2 separate regions of the Homo sapiens genome follow, and region 2 is linked to region 1. A link is an interaction called in ENCODE POLR2A ChIA-PET data of the cell type or tissue named here. Cell type or tissue: Caco-2. All regions are shown on one strand. Links, peaks and the distances in the headings refer to the core of each region. The heading gives the core; the rest is flanking DNA.

What was found. Peaks named below come from ENCODE experiments on the same cell type or tissue, not always from the same donor. Only the 100,000 strongest peaks of a DNase experiment are listed, where the experiment ranks them.
Region 2: POLR2A ChIA-PET joins it to region 1 with 10 read pairs; 2 of 35 experiments call an interaction of 5 or more read pairs at or near these places.

What each region holds. Positions count from the first base shown.
Region 1 is chr16:73,131,171-73,138,632 of GRCh38, reverse strand. It overlaps a transcript of ZFHX3 not described here. Among named protein-coding and RNA genes, the nearest start is that of HCCAT5, 43 kb to the right of the region's middle. In Caco-2, for the core only: no CTCF peak of the experiment used is centred there; no DNase peak of the experiment used is centred there.
Region 2 is chr16:73,031,937-73,039,398 of GRCh38, reverse strand. The region is part of intron 1 of ZFHX3 (zinc finger homeobox 3); the gene reads left to right. Among named protein-coding and RNA genes, the nearest start is that of ZFHX3, 12 kb to the left of the region's middle. RefSeq lists enhancers at 2,241-3,093, 3,094-3,948, 6,185-6,354, 6,290-6,852. In Caco-2, for the core only: CTCF peaks have their summits at 3,014 and 3,213; DNase peaks (open chromatin) are centred at 1,848, 2,708 and 3,128; H3K4me3 peaks cover 911 bases.

The sequences.
Region 1 (7,462 bases), core at 2,556-5,055:
AGTGACCTGTAACAACTGCAGGAAGACATCCACTCATCCATGGGGAGTGGAGGGTAAGAGAAGGGGAATTTTTATATCCCTGGGGTTAAGCATCATGCCTTGATATTCTGGAACCAGATGTTTGTTTTCTTTCACTCCCTGCCTCCTACTCTTCTTGCCCTGGTCTTCAGAGCCCTGGCATATCTCACAGCTCTCTCTGCAGCGGACAGATCCAGTCTTCATCCCCTGACCCTCTGACCGTCAGCGGGTAGATTCCATCTCCTCTTGAATGGATTTCCTTCCTTGTTGCTTTTCTCTATACAGGGCCCAAACGTTGATTAACTTCTTTGGGTAAAAGTAGGCACTGGGGCCAGCCAAGCAGAGAGTGGAGCTGGGTGATTACATTGCAATGTTTTAATTTGTCTTCAGACAAACTCTCATAAGCTTTCACGAGAAAATCTCCCATTAGATGTAGTCATTTAATTTAAGAACAGTTGGGAGAGGAAGATGAACTAAGATGACAGATGGAGGAATGCAGATGTATGTCTTAGAGGGACTCAGAAGCACTCTGAGGATTTGGCATCCAGTGAAACACAATGTCGGCTTCTACTGATTGTGCCCATGGACTTCAGAAGTTGTCAAGAAATCATTAGAATACAGGGATTTTCTCCGATGACAAGCAATTTTCATTATTTCCTTCTGTCGGCAAAGTCATAGCAAGATCAACTAAAGAACTGGATATTCCCCCACCCCCCAATACCCCAAATCTAGCAAATACAAAAAAAATTTTGAGTAGCCTTATAGGAAGGCAAAACAAAACAAAAGCATTATAACAAAGCTGCTGTTTGAGATAAGTTTCCTTTGGTCCTGCCACAAAGATAATTTTTTTAATTCCATGCTTTCTCTGGCTTCCTTCATACAGATTTTCTGAACATCCTAATTTGGTGTTTGTATCATTCAACATCTATTACTGTTTTAGGACCACAGTTATTATTTTAATTATAATTTAAAGCTGCCTAATATACCCGGAGGTCACTGGGCACCTAAAAGAAATAAATAAAAACAACTTGCCATTTTTAAAGGCAGCATGTTTATTTGCAAGTCCCACGAGCCACTCAACCAAGACATCATAAAACCTTCAAATAAACTAAAACGGAAACAAAATAAAATGCCCGTTCTTAATCTCCTTAGAAGGCAAGCAGGAGAAAGTTGCAGCTAGCTGAATGCTGGCATGAGAACTCTGGGGGCGATTTCATTACTGAGTTCAGGAACTGAAGTGTGTATCTCAACATCCATATTCCATATTCCAAGCTGCGGTGGGTTTACAGTCCCTGAGCCTTGATGTAAAGTTTCAGTCAATGAGAGGTCAGTATAGCAATGAATCTGGTGCAGAAAAAGAAAGGGGTAGGTGAGAGAGGCTTGCAAATGCCTACCTACTGTCTACTTTATCCAGATAGCACTGGCTAGCTCTCTGCAGTGTAGGTATCTACAAAGCAGTATCGATCTCATCAGCTCTGATATTTTAAAATGTAGAATTGCTGAAATATCAAAGTCTAGTGATTTTATATTTAGAAGGCAAAAGAAATTTCAAGACAGTTCCATAATGTTCCTACATGTGAGTTTCCATAACAGAAAACAGTAAAATCATTTTCCAATCATTTACTGCTAGCATTTTCCATGTAATCAAAGCTGTTATGGTTTGTTAAGCAACAGAATTATCTAGTAGGCAGGAGGCTTATGCTGCTCCAAGACCTGCTAGCTACACAAGTATGCAAATCACCAAGTATTGTAGAAGCTGTTAGATAAACATTGTCAGAATCTCCAGCAGAAAGCATTTCTTCCCTGCACCCCTAGAATTGTCTTATTTGATTGGTGCAAAAGTCATTGCAGTTTTGGCCATTACTTTTTTTTTTTTTTTTTTTTTTTTTGAGGCAGAGTCTTGCTCTGTCACCCAGCGTGTAGGGCAGTTGGTGCAGTCTCAGCTCACTGCAACCTCTGCCTCCTGGGTTCAAGTGATCCTCCCACCTCAGCCTCCCAAGTAGCTGGGACTACAGGCATGCACCACCATGCCTGACTAATTTTTGGTGTTTTTAGTAGAGACGAGGTTTCACCATGTTTGCCAGGCTGGTCTCGAACTCCTGACCTCAAGTGATCTGTCTGCTTTGGCCTCCCAGAGTGTTGGGATTACAGGCATGAGCCACCGCTCCCGTTGGCCATTACTTTTAATGGCAAAAACTGCAATGACTTTTGCACCAACCTAATAGATAGTTTAGAATGAAGCTCTTTGGGAACCAAAGAACTGGACTGTCAAGTTTGGGTCACCCCAAATTCCAAAAACAAGGCAGAAGAGTGATGTCCTCAGAGTGGCAAAAATGGAGTCCCCAAGATCTCCTTGTTTACTGTGGAAGACATAGGAATAAAAGAAGGACAAGAAAAAGGAAAGGAAAGGAGTTAATTGATACTCAAGGTGGCAAACTCAAGTGGCTCCATGGATTATGCAAATAATACAAATAATCACGCCTGTAATCCCAGCACTTTAGGAGGCCGAGGAGGGCGGATCACAAGTTCAGGATTTCGAGACCATCCTGACCAACATGGTTAAACCCCGTCTCTACTAAAAATACAAAAATTAGCTGGGCATGGTGGCGTGTGCCTGTAATCCCAGCTACTCAGGAGGCTGAGGCAGGGGAATTGCTTGAACCCAGGAGGTGGAGGTTGCAGTGAGCCGAGATCGCACCACTGTACTCCAGCCTGGGCGACAAAGCGAGATTCTGTCTCAAAAAAAAAAAAAAGAATATAAATAAGTGAAGTGAGCCTAGTATAAGGCAATAGGGAGAGGTAGGGACCGTGGAAACCATGCCCAGCCTAAAAGGCAGCTGCTACTCAACTTTAGTTGAAGTTTCCTAAGCCCAGTGTAACCAAGGCTTTCAATTAAGAGAAGCTGGAACTATTTTTTTTAACCTGAAATATCTCAAATTTTGATTGTTGGCAATCAATTTGATTCGAACATCCGCACATAGAATAGTGTTTTCTTTGGTATGTGAAAAGACTTCCACAGGCCACATTCAGTTCATAGGTCATAAGTTTGCAACCTCTCAGAGAAGTGAGCGATTCGGAACTAAAAATGGCAGCAGGGTCGAAAGCTTGGAATGGATAATTTACATTGAAGAGTTCTTTTATTCTCTGTCCTTGGATAAGGGACAGTCTCATCAGGCCTTTGTACTAATTCCCATCCACGAAAGAAAATAAATCCTTTTTCTCTCCCATTCTATCCAATGTCCTGGAACCTAAAATAACATTTAGTCTGCTCCATCTGTTCTTTCTGATTCTCTTTGTACATATTGAGCTGGTGAATGAACTCGGTGTGTACTGAGCTAGGCAAGGGTTTATGATCTTTTAGCCTTCTGAGATGGAGATGGATAGATGCATAGAAAGTATTCACAGAGGGCAGAAAGCTCTATTGCAAGATTTCTTGGATAAGCTATAATACAGTTTATTGGTTATTTAAGAGTATGCTTATTGATTAAAGATATTATCCTTACAACAGTCCTGGCATTTCACTTAAATATATTGGTATTCAGAGAGTGTATCAGTCTGTTTTTACTAAGTAATGATGCAGTAACAAAAAACCCCTGAGTCTCAGTGGTTTGCAACAAAGATACATTTTTGTTCAATCAACACAGGTTGATTGCATCTCCTCTCTATTTTGTCTTTATTCTGAGACCTGAGCTGAAGTTGCTGCTTGGGCCTGACTTCAAAGCATTCTCATGCTAGAAGGGAGAAGAGAAAAAATCACATGATGACTTCTAAAATTTCTGCTCAAAAGTAGCAAACATCACCTCCTCTTACATTTTATTGGCAGCCAAAGCAAGTCACATGGCCAAGTCTGATGTTGATGAGATGGGAGAAGGATAATCCTCCCATAAGGAAGGGTAATATTTGGAAACAATTAAAAAAAAATCTCCCACAGTGGGTACTGTCTCAGGGACTTAGAAATAGAGAAATAAGAACTAACAGGGAGCCAGGTGCAGTGGGGCATACCTGTAATCCCAGCACTTTGGGAGCCTGAGGCAGGAGGATCACTTGAGCCCAGGTGTTCAAGACCAGCCTGGGCAATACAGCAAGGCCCCATATCTAAAAAAAAAAAAATGTTTAGTTAGCTGGGTGTGGTGACACGTGCCTGTGGTCGCAACTGTTAGGGAGGCTGAGGCAGAAGGATCACTTGAGACCAGGACTGAGCCGTGATAACGCCACTGCATGCCAGCCTGGGCGACAGAGGAAGACTGTCTCTTAAAAAAAAAAAAAAAAAAAAAAAAAAAAAAGAGGTGGGGAGACTAACACGGAAGGTCACTAACAGCTATTGTTAGAAAAACAAAGCTAGTCCTCAAAGTCTGTTCCGATCCTGCTAGGGGCCATTGAGGTCATCTGAGTTGTGAGTGGTTAAAAGCATGGTACCTGAAGTCAGACTTGCTGGGTTCAAATCGTAGCTCTACCATTTACTATCTGTGAGACCTTGGATACATTACTCAACCCTTTTGTGCCTCAGCTTCCTCTTTTAAGCACACCTACCTCATAGGGCTACTGGGGGGATTCAACGAATGAATATTAGATATAGGCGTAGACATAGATATAGATAGACACAGAGCACTTGGAACAGTATTTGGCACATAATAAGTATCGGCTATCACTACAGCAATTATGACTGGAAAGCCATCAGTCCAAATGCATCTCAGCTACCTAGATTACTCCAGGTACGAATCCCATATTAAAATGCAGGCACTTGTGGGAGGGCTAAAACATTAAGTTCAGCTAATACTTTCTTGGGGATTACTGTGAGAGCAGCTTCTAACAGGGTATGTCCCAAGAAAGGGATCTGGAGATGGAGAAAACAGAAATTGGTGGACAGGAACCCCCAAAATACCACAAAGAAAGTACCACAAATTAGGTGGCTTCAATGACAGAAATTTATTTTCTCATAATTCTGCAGGCCAGAAGCCCAAGATCAAGGTGTTGGCAGGACTGGTTTCTTCTGAGGCCTCTCGTCTTGGCTTATAGCTGGCCATCTTCCTCCAGAGTGTTCACATGGTCTTTGCTCTATGTGTCTGTGTCCGAATCTCCTCTTCTTAAAAGGACACCAGTCTTATTGGATTAGGGTCCACCCATATGCCCTCAATTTACCCTAATGACCTCTTTTTTTTTTGAGACAGAGTCTCAAGTAATTCTCCCGCCTCAGCCTCCCGAGTAGCTGGGACTACAGGCACTCGCCACCACACCTGGCTAATTTTTGTATTTTTAGTAGAGACGGGGTTTCACCATGTTGGCCAGGCTGGTCTTGAACTCCTGACTTCAGGTGATCCACCCACCTCAGCCTCCCAAAGTGCTGGGATTACTGGCGTAAGCCACCACGCCCAGCCCCGAATTACCTCTTTAAAGGTCTTATCTCTAAATACAGTCACATTCTGGGATACTGGGGGTTATGGACATAATTCCACCGTAACACTCAGTTACACATTAGAATTCCCAAGAGATGCCCAGACCATGCCCTAGACCAAAAGCATCAGAACTTCTGTGGGTGAAATACAGGGCTCTGAACTTCTTAAAACACCCCAGGGGCCTCCCATGTGTTGCCAAGGTTGCTCATCACTGGAGCAGCTGGCCTTCCACTCAGAGCACTCTTTGGTGATCCATATTTTGCTGTGCCATGCATCTTCATGAATTTCTCCATCACGATCGGCCAAACCGACCAGGAGAAGAACACTTGCTGACGAAGACGAGAGGGAGAGATGGCCAACATCGAGCATTTGTCTTCCCTCTCCTCCTGATTGATCACTTTATACAATAATAAAACTTTTAAAAGGTTGAACCTGAACTGAGGCTGTGACTGTGACACGATTAATCAAACCCTTGAAGAATCATGTTACATTATGTGCTTCAAGCATTGATCCACTTCACTAAAAGTTGGCCTGAAATACAGCCTAGACACAGGATATGGGATCTGTAAGAAACGGCCGGGATGCTGTCAATTGCTTTGTGTCTCTGTGTGATATGTGGTCCTATAGCAGACCAGACCATGAAGCAGGACAAATTCCAATGCATCAGAGAGGACATCATCCAGTCCCCAGCTGGCCCCAAATTGCTAGGAGTGGAACTACAGAGAAGAGAGAGCTGATTACGGCGTGTTCCTGAAACCTGCTATCATAATACCTTCATCCACGAGGCTCCCAGTCTCCTTCCCTCTTCTTGAATTGATTCCAGACAATCCCAGGATCTCTGACACCATAAAGTTTTCTCCAGGGAGGCACAAGTTTGGGTCCTCTCTAAATCAAAGTTTTAAAGGACCAAGTGCATCCCCTCTCCACTCTTTTTTTTGAGACAGAGTCTTGCTCTGTCACCCAGGCTAGAGTGCAGTGATACAATCAAAGCTCACTGTAGCTTCATTCTCCTGGGCTCAAGTGATCCTCTGACATCAGCCTCCGGAGTAGCTGGGACTACAGTTGTGTGCCACCTCATGGGGCTAATTTTTAAATTTTTGTAGAGATGGGGTTTCACTATGTTGCCCAGGCTGGTCTTGAACTCCTGGCCTCAAGCAATCTTCCCACCTCGGTCTCCTAAAGCACTGGGATTACAGGTGTGAGCCACTGCACCGGACCCTCATCCCTCTTGCATCACAGGGAGGCATCAAGCCAATAATAATACCTAGCATCTCTGTGCAGTGCTTTCTAGTTAACCGAGCAGTTAAACATCCCCAAACATGTGAGCCTCACAACAGCTCCAGGAGGTAGGTGAGCCAAGATTTTTGATCCCCATTTCCCAGAAAATGCAACTTGCTGGGAAAGGAATGTGAGTTGCCGAGATCATAGAATGTGTGGTAGAACTGGAATACAGTACCTAGTTTTAGGACTCGGATCCAGTGGCTTTTCGTAACTCCCTGCTGCAGGCAACATTGGAGACCACAAAAGAAATCAGATCTTGTACTGGCCCCAGGCAAAATCAGGTAAAGGCAAAGCTCCTTTGATGCTTTCGCCCTCTCCTCTGGATATCCCTCCCACCCTGTGAGGCTCACTGTGTCAGCTCACACTTTGACTAGTATCTCTGGGTCCTAAAGTCTCTCTGTCTCTCTGTGTTCCCCTCTTAAAAGTACCCTGTCTGACTTAGCTGGTCCAGTAGGAAGAATCAGACGTGCCCTCAAAGCCCAGCTTGAGCTAGCTGAATGACCTTGGACAAGTTACATTTTGCTTTTTCATTTCCTCCTCTGTGAAATGGATTCTTACTAGAACCTACTTCCATAGGGTTGAATGAAAGATTGTATGAGTCATGTACATAAAGCACTCTGGACCATGAATTGCGTTTATTAAGTACTTCACAAAGGCAGTTGTTTTTTTTAAATGATTTATATTTAGGCATTCATTATATATAACAGGCATAGTAGCTGACCTTTTGCAGGTCCTGCTATGTAATGCTGTGCGTTGACTTGTGCTCATGG
Region 2 (7,462 bases), core at 1,758-4,257, 98 kb after region 1:
CGGCCACTCCCCCCATTTAGACACCTTCACTGCAGCCTGGGAGTTGAGCAGCCTCTGCGTATGTGATTCCACCTGATACCAGATGATGCTGTTTGCTCAATTTTACACTGGTCTTTTTGGCATTTAAAAATGAAGAATCTGGGCTGGGTGTGGTGGCTCAAGCCTGTAATCTCAGCACTTTGGGAGGCAGAGGCAGGCGGATTGCTTGAGCTCAGGGGCTTGAGACCTGCCTGGGCAACATAGGGAGACCCTGTCTCTACAAACTTTTTTTTTTTTTTTTTAATTAGCTAGGCTCGGTGGCATGTGCCTGTAGTCCCAGCCACTCAAGAGGCTGAGGCAGGAGGATCTCTTGAGCCCAGAGGTTTGAGCCCAGGGGTTCGAGGCCAGCCTTAGCAACATGGCAAGACCTTGTCTCTACAAAAAAAATACAAAAATTAGCCGGGCGTGGTGGTGCACGCCTGTATTCCTAGCTACTCGGGAGGCTGAGGTGGGTGGATTGCTTGAGCCCAGGAAGTAGAGGCTGCATTGAGCCGTGATTGTGCCACTGCACTCCAGCCTGGGTGACAGAGTGACATCCCGACTCAATAATAATAATAATAATAATAATAATAGTAATAAAAAGGAAGAGTCTTTCCTTTTAGAGCATGGTAATGTGCTAGCACTTGAGGTGGTAACATTTGCACCTCTCTAGTGCTGTCCAATAGAGAGAGAGAGAGAGAGAGTACAAGCTTATATGTAATTGTACATTTCCTAGTAGTCATTCATAAAAAGTAAAAAGAAACAGGTGGAATTAACTTTAAAACAGATATTTTCAGCAACCCACGATTTCACCATGATGTTCTGGTCTCAACGCTCAGAACCAGCCCCATGTCCAGTGCTCAGAAGCCGCGTGCAGTTGTGGCCGTCATATTGGATGGCTTAGTTCTCAGATGATTCTGGGCCTTTGCAGCCATGACGTCAGGTCGTTTTCTACTGTTACTGAGTCAGGGAGGAAGTTTTTTTCTTCTGTTTATTCTCTGAAAGGTAAGGCCTTCCTTGGCTGCACAGCTGCAGCTGAGAAGCGGATTCTGAAGGGGCAGGGTCTCTAATCTCTAGGGAAGCTCCCCCAGCCTCCACAGTGGGGAAGCCCTCTAGACAGGATTTTGGGCTGAGCCTGGATAGTTGGGGGGGTGGGGGAGTCAATATCCCGAGGGCCCCGTGGACTCTCGCACCACACAGACTAATGCTTCAGGTTAATTTTGTGTACAAGGTCCCTTTTGTTGGACAAGGGGATGAAAGTCCACAGCTGTGACTGGAAAGAGGGGAAGGACCCTCTGGGATGACCTTGTTTTGGAAAGTCTAAATGGAATACTAATGGCCGAGATCTAAGAAGGGTGATGTATGTGTGTGTTTGACTGGGCTTAAAGATAAGGTGAAGAGTATTTTAAAAGTTGGTGTGCAGCTTCCCAGATAACCGTATGCCTGGGGCCAGTTACGATTTATGGCAAGCTGGTAGTCATGGCTGTGTGTTGGTCTCACTTTATCTTTTGAATCCTGGCTCTATAGCTTAACCGGTGGTGCTCTGTTTGTTTATTTTATCTTTTTTGGGTGGGTGGGGGACATGGGGGTCAGCCAGGTTTTACAGTGAAGCATAGCAGCATTTTATAACACACGAAGGGCTGTTCATATTTCTGCTCCTGGGTGCCCTGGGCTGTGTCACTTTTTACTGTCCCTAATGATAGCACATGCCAGGGTGTTGCATTCTAGAGTTTCCAGGAGCCTGAAGTGCAGGCCCCCATCTTGTACAGTGCCACAAGCTTGCCAGAGCTGTGAGCCGGGGAGGAGGTGTGGAGGCCTTAATATAGCTCCAAGCCCCAGGTTTCTTTCATCTCTGAGGTCAGCTTTTTCCTGTTGCCTCTTGACTTATTGAAACTGTCGCCGGGCTGGCCAGCACACCCAGCAGACTTTCCTAGTAAACAGAACAGCCCTGGGTGGCAGGTTCTTCGCTTTTTCTAGACGACAGATGAGCAGTGGGATCTTATGTCACTCAGTGGGACATTTCATATCTCCTCTGAGTCATTCCCTAAAAACCGCTTTTCTTAGAACTTAAAGAGATGCAGAATTTTACAGTAACCATGAAATTTCATGGATGCATTTGAATAGCAACCGGATATTTGAATACCTCCTTACCCCAGTATTCCTAAGGAAGAACTTTACACTGAAAAATACTCCCAAACTTTGTGTTTGGAAAACGTATGTTCTTGAGCTAGTTTGGACTCCGCTTTTAATAGTCGGGTTGTGATATACGGGTGTATCTTAAATCTGGGGTTCTCTTGTATTTGTACTTTGACAAGGTATAGTTGATGGGAGGGTGGGGTGAGGGTCTTTTATTTGCGCAGCAGTAAGGATGAAATGGGCAGTTCTTCTGATTTTTGGATGTTGTCTACAAAAATAACTTCTCTCACAATAAATTGGCATAGGAAGTTTGCGGGTGTGTTTTTTTGGAGGGTGAGAGATGTGGTCTGACTTCCCTCAGACTCTTCGCTTCACCTCTTGAGTAGGCCACGGCCATCTGCTTTAACAATTTTATTTTTTTTCATTTTAAATCCTCAAAGACAAAGGGACCTGGAAGTTCAGACCTGTCCTGCCACATTCCTGAGTAATTTGGTTTTGATTAACCCAAGGAGAAAAGTTGGTTTCTCCTAGCGACCGACCGAGGGGATCAAAGCGCCGGGAGGGGCAGTTCCCCTGATACACCCAGTCCCCCTCCTCCCTCTCTCCTGCCGGCCCCTCTCCCCTCCTCTTCCTCTACCCTCTACCTCCACCTCCCTCCTCCTCCCTGCGCCTTTTCAACCTCCCCCTCTTTAGAAGCTGAGCAGGAGTTATTTCCACTTTCTGACTCTCACAGAAGTGGAAGCGTATCATAGAGCTTTGGGTGGACAGACCAGGGAGAAATACATCCCCCCACCCATCCCTTTCTTCCTAAACTCCTTTTCCCCCCACAAAGCGGCAGAGCGCATTCCTGTGCTAATCCGGCTGCTGGAGGAATGCAAATGGCTGTAATTGTGTGCCTCTGGACCGGCCTTCCGCATCTGTGCAGCTTTTCTTCTTTGAGGAGGTGGCTAAAAAGTTCATTTACATAGAGAAATGAGACTGGCCTTGTGATCCCTAGTGGCAGAATAGGGACTTTCTAATAGGAAAGGGGCCACATCTGTGCTGCCTGCACCTTCCTCCCGCAGCCCTCCCCAGTTGTAGAGAGAGAGAGAGACAGAGAGAGAGAGAGTCTGTCTATGCGCGCGCACGCGTGTGCTGTGTGGTATGTGTGTATGGGGTGGGGGAGAAGGTGGACACCAGGCCCCTGCTGGGCATATTTTACAGAAGGGCAGTTAAAAGGGAGAAGTCTTCTCTTGATAGTAAGAAATCAGGCTGGAGTAGGAGACGGCTTACTTTTGGACAAGCCTCGTGGGTAGTCCTGGTATTAAACCACAGTAAATGACTTATTTTTATTTTGTTTTTGAGACAGGGTCTCACTCTGTCTCCCAGGCTGGAATCCAGTGGCACAATCTCAGCTCACTGTGCCTTCCTCCTCCTGGGTTCAAGTAGTCCTCCTGCCTCAGCCTCCCGAGTAGCTGGGACTACCAGCGTGGGCTGGTTTTCCACCATGCCCGGCTAATTTTTGTTTTGTTTTGTATTTTTAGTAGAGACGGGGTTTTGCCATGTTGGCCAGGCTAGTCTCGAACTCCTGAGCTCAAGTGATCCACCTGCCTCGGCCTCCCAAAGTGCTAGGATTACAGGTGTGAGCCACAATGCCTGGCCTATTATTATTTTTTAAAAGCACGCTGTGGGTCCCAGAAGTGATTTATTTTTTCTTAGTTTATACTTGAGTTTGGCAGTGAGTTGTTGGATACTAAGATTGTTCAGCCCATTTAAAAGTATCATTTGGGAGCCAGTACATTGTAGCTTTAGGGAGATGTTCAAGACAGACAAGAGAAGTCTGTCTCAGTCATATCCGAGAACACTTAGAATCCCGCCTGAATCTGAAGTTGAAAGACAGGCAGAGGTTCTGAAACAGGACCATCCAGTAGAAATACAGTGTAAGCCACGTAGGTAATTTTAGATTTTCTATTAGTCACATTAAACAATGAGAAACAGGTGGAATGAATTTTCATAATACATTTAGCCCAGTATATCCAAAAGGTTATCATTTCCACAGGTAATCAATATTAATAAAACTATTAATGAGATATTTTACATCCCTTTTTTTTGTACCAAATCTTTGGAGTCCTGTATTTTTATACCTTCAGCACATCTCTATCGAGACAAGCCACATGTCACAGGCTCGGTAGTGACAAGGGTCGGTGGCTACCTAGTGGATGGTGCAGCTCTGGAATAAAAGATTGCTGCCCTGTGCTCTTCTGAGACATTCTGTTGATGGAGCCAAGTCAGCCATCACCCCTGTGACCAGCTGCTTGCATTTACTGGGGAATGGGTGCAGGCTCAGTCTGCACACAGCGGGTTTGGTCAGAAATGCCTGGCTCCCCCGACATGCTCATGAGATTGTTAGGAGATAGAACTGTGACATTGGGGTGCCAGTGTTCTGTAAACTGCTTCCTGGCGTACAGGTGGGGGTGCTCACCTGACTGTGAAAACCTTCCCAGAGGCAGAAGACCAGCAGTGGCAGCAAGGCACGGGCCACCTCCTCAGGGGACAGCCCCACTCTCATTCATTCCTGTGAGTGCTAGTGTGTTTGTTACAACAGACTTACTGCTTCATGTATATTACTGAAATCACAGACAGGGCTGCAGGGAGCCTCTAGAAATGCTCGTTTCACCCTCTCCGTGGTGGGTTGCTAGTTTGGGGCAGGAGGAAGGCATGAATCTAGAACCTTCTACCTGTAGGTAATTGGTGTGGTTTTTCTGACTTCACAGTCATTTCTAGCACCACACACACAGGCTTCCGGTTTGGCTAGTCCAGGGACTGTGTGGTGCATTGCTTGGAGGGGACTTTCTCTTAGAGGCTCTAGTGCCCCCCAAGATGAGAGTTGTAGGAGCTGCCACTGTTGGGAGGGTCACCGATTCCAGCAAGAAACTTCCCCTCGCCTTCTTCTCTTAGTGTTTATTTGGATTTCTGCTTTCTTGCCTTATCTTGATGCCGCGGAATGGAAACCTTCCCTAGTCGAGGACCAGTGGGCGTCTCCCATTGGAGGAGGAGAAATGGAGGGACAGAGGGTGACATGGAAAACTCAGAAACAACCTTGTCCATGAGAATCAGGGGTGTAATGGAGGCAAGCAGTCCCATCCTAGACTTTTTTTTTTTTTTAAGTTCGTTACAGTTTTTCTTGTTCACCCAGAAGTGACTTCTTTTCAAAACTAAATGATTTCAGCCTTGGTACCATTACAGCTCTTCTCAGTGAAATAGCAAGGAGAACTGTCTGCTGGCTTCTAGCAGAAAGCGCCACTGTGAAATGTACCCTAGAGAAGATGCTGCTTTCAGATGCTTTCAGAGCGGCCGGGAAGTCCTGGAGTCTTCTCACTGTTGACCTTAGCGTTCCTTGGTCAATACATGTGACAACAACAATTTTCCTTTGCCATTGCTGTTCCCAGAGCACCCAGCCAGCCTCCTACGATTTGAGGCTCTCCTCTAGGATGCCAGTGGGATTTGTGCCCCTGGTAAGCTGAGAAGCGGGTGTGGATTTGGGTTTGGAGGGAGGGAGGTATCGAATTCCTTTAACAGGCTGGCCTCCTGGCAGGCAGGAAAAAAACTGTGAAAGTGTGAGGTGGAAGGGGCCCCGGCGCTGGCCTCTGCTGGGGACAGAGCATCGCAGCTGTCTGACCCCGGGTGAAAAGTTCAAATCTGCATTTAAAAGGAGTGCCAGTCCCCCCCCACCCCCCGCCTGCCCCCTTTCCCCCCAGTCAAGTTGAAACTGTTCACGTTTTAGAGGATATGATCAGGCCCTGTGCTGGGACACCAGGCAGCCCCGCTTCACTTCTGTCAAGACCCAGTGCTGGGGGGCGGCGGGGGAGCTGCTCAGCTAAGACGCAGTTCTTGAATAACAATAGTAGTTGAGGACGAACCCTCGGAGGCGCCTGGAAGGGAGGGGAAGTTTCTCCCTCAGTCAGACACTGGGCATTTAACCCCTTTTTCTCCAGGTGCTTTGCAAGGCCGTTCCTCTTCTGTCCTCCTCTCCAGGTCATTGGTGGGTTATGTGGGGGTGCTGGCAGGGCTCCAGGGTACTGGGGGTAGGGGGTAAGGAGGTGTCTGGCAGCTGAGGTCACCTGTCCATGGAGGGTGGTGGAGCTCAGGCCTGGAAGGGCTGCTCCCCTGTCGCGTGGGGTCAAGGAGGGCCCAGGCTTGGGGAGAAACTTGAGTGGGTTGGGATGAGAGCCTGGCTTCTGTTTTCCATGCATCTACCTTCTTCCTTCCCCATCCTGCTCCTGCTGCCTGGCACCCAGTGGGGTCTGGCCGCAGCCCTGCCTGAAACCCCCTCCACTGGGGCTCTGATTTGTTTACTGGAGCATTAGGTGAATGTAAACAGTTCAACCTCTCCGGTTTTATATGCTTAAAGGGTCTGAGTGTGAATACAAATGGGTATTAGGCCCCTGTGGTTCCAATGACTGTCCTCCATCCGCTCTCGTTGCTAACTAGCAGGTCTTTAACCTGCTGGGGGGAGGAGGAGGAAAAGAAAGTCCTTTGCAAGCGTGTGGACTCTGGGATGTCTCTACTTTTTTTTTTTCCTGTTCTTTTTTTAAATGCTGAGCTTTAAAAAGTGATGTTGGGAGGCCCCCATCTGTAGGACTGAAAGTTGAAGAGCACTGAAGAGGAAAGCTGCCCGCTCTGGGGAAGGCTAGTTATTTTGGTCTCTTTTTGGGGACGAAGAGAAGTTTTCTAGGTTCCTGTTACTTTGTCGCATGCGCTCGTGAAGTCTGACTATGGCGTTGAGAAATCCTTTAGCACTGGGCAGGTGGTCGAGTATACCTCTGGTTTTTTTGTTCTTTCTGAATCTTCTTTTTAAAAGGGTAGTTAGGAATGGATGCCTTGTATGACTGTGGTCACTAGGAAAGGGTCTTTAGCCAGGTTTTTGTTTTTGTTTTTTTGTTTTGCTTTTGTTTGTGTTTTTTGAGACAGGGTCTTGTTCAGTCGCCCAGGCTGGAGTGTAGTGATACAATCATGGTTCACTACAACCTCCATCTCCTGGGCTCAAGCGATCCTCCCACCTCAGTCCCGCAACCCGAGTAGCTCGGACTGTAGGCATGCATCACCACGTCTGGCTAATTTTTTAATTTTTTGTAGAGACAGGATCTCCCTGTCTCCTCGGCATCCCAAAGTGCTGCAATTACAGGCGTGAGCCACTGCGCCCAGCCTATTTGGCCAGTTTTAACACATCTTCTTATTTTCTCCCTACTAGAGTAGGACACATTTTTTTTTTCTTTAGGGGCTCTCAGGAGCTCATAAAGTTTTGAGGCAATGCCAGGCCACTTACTCT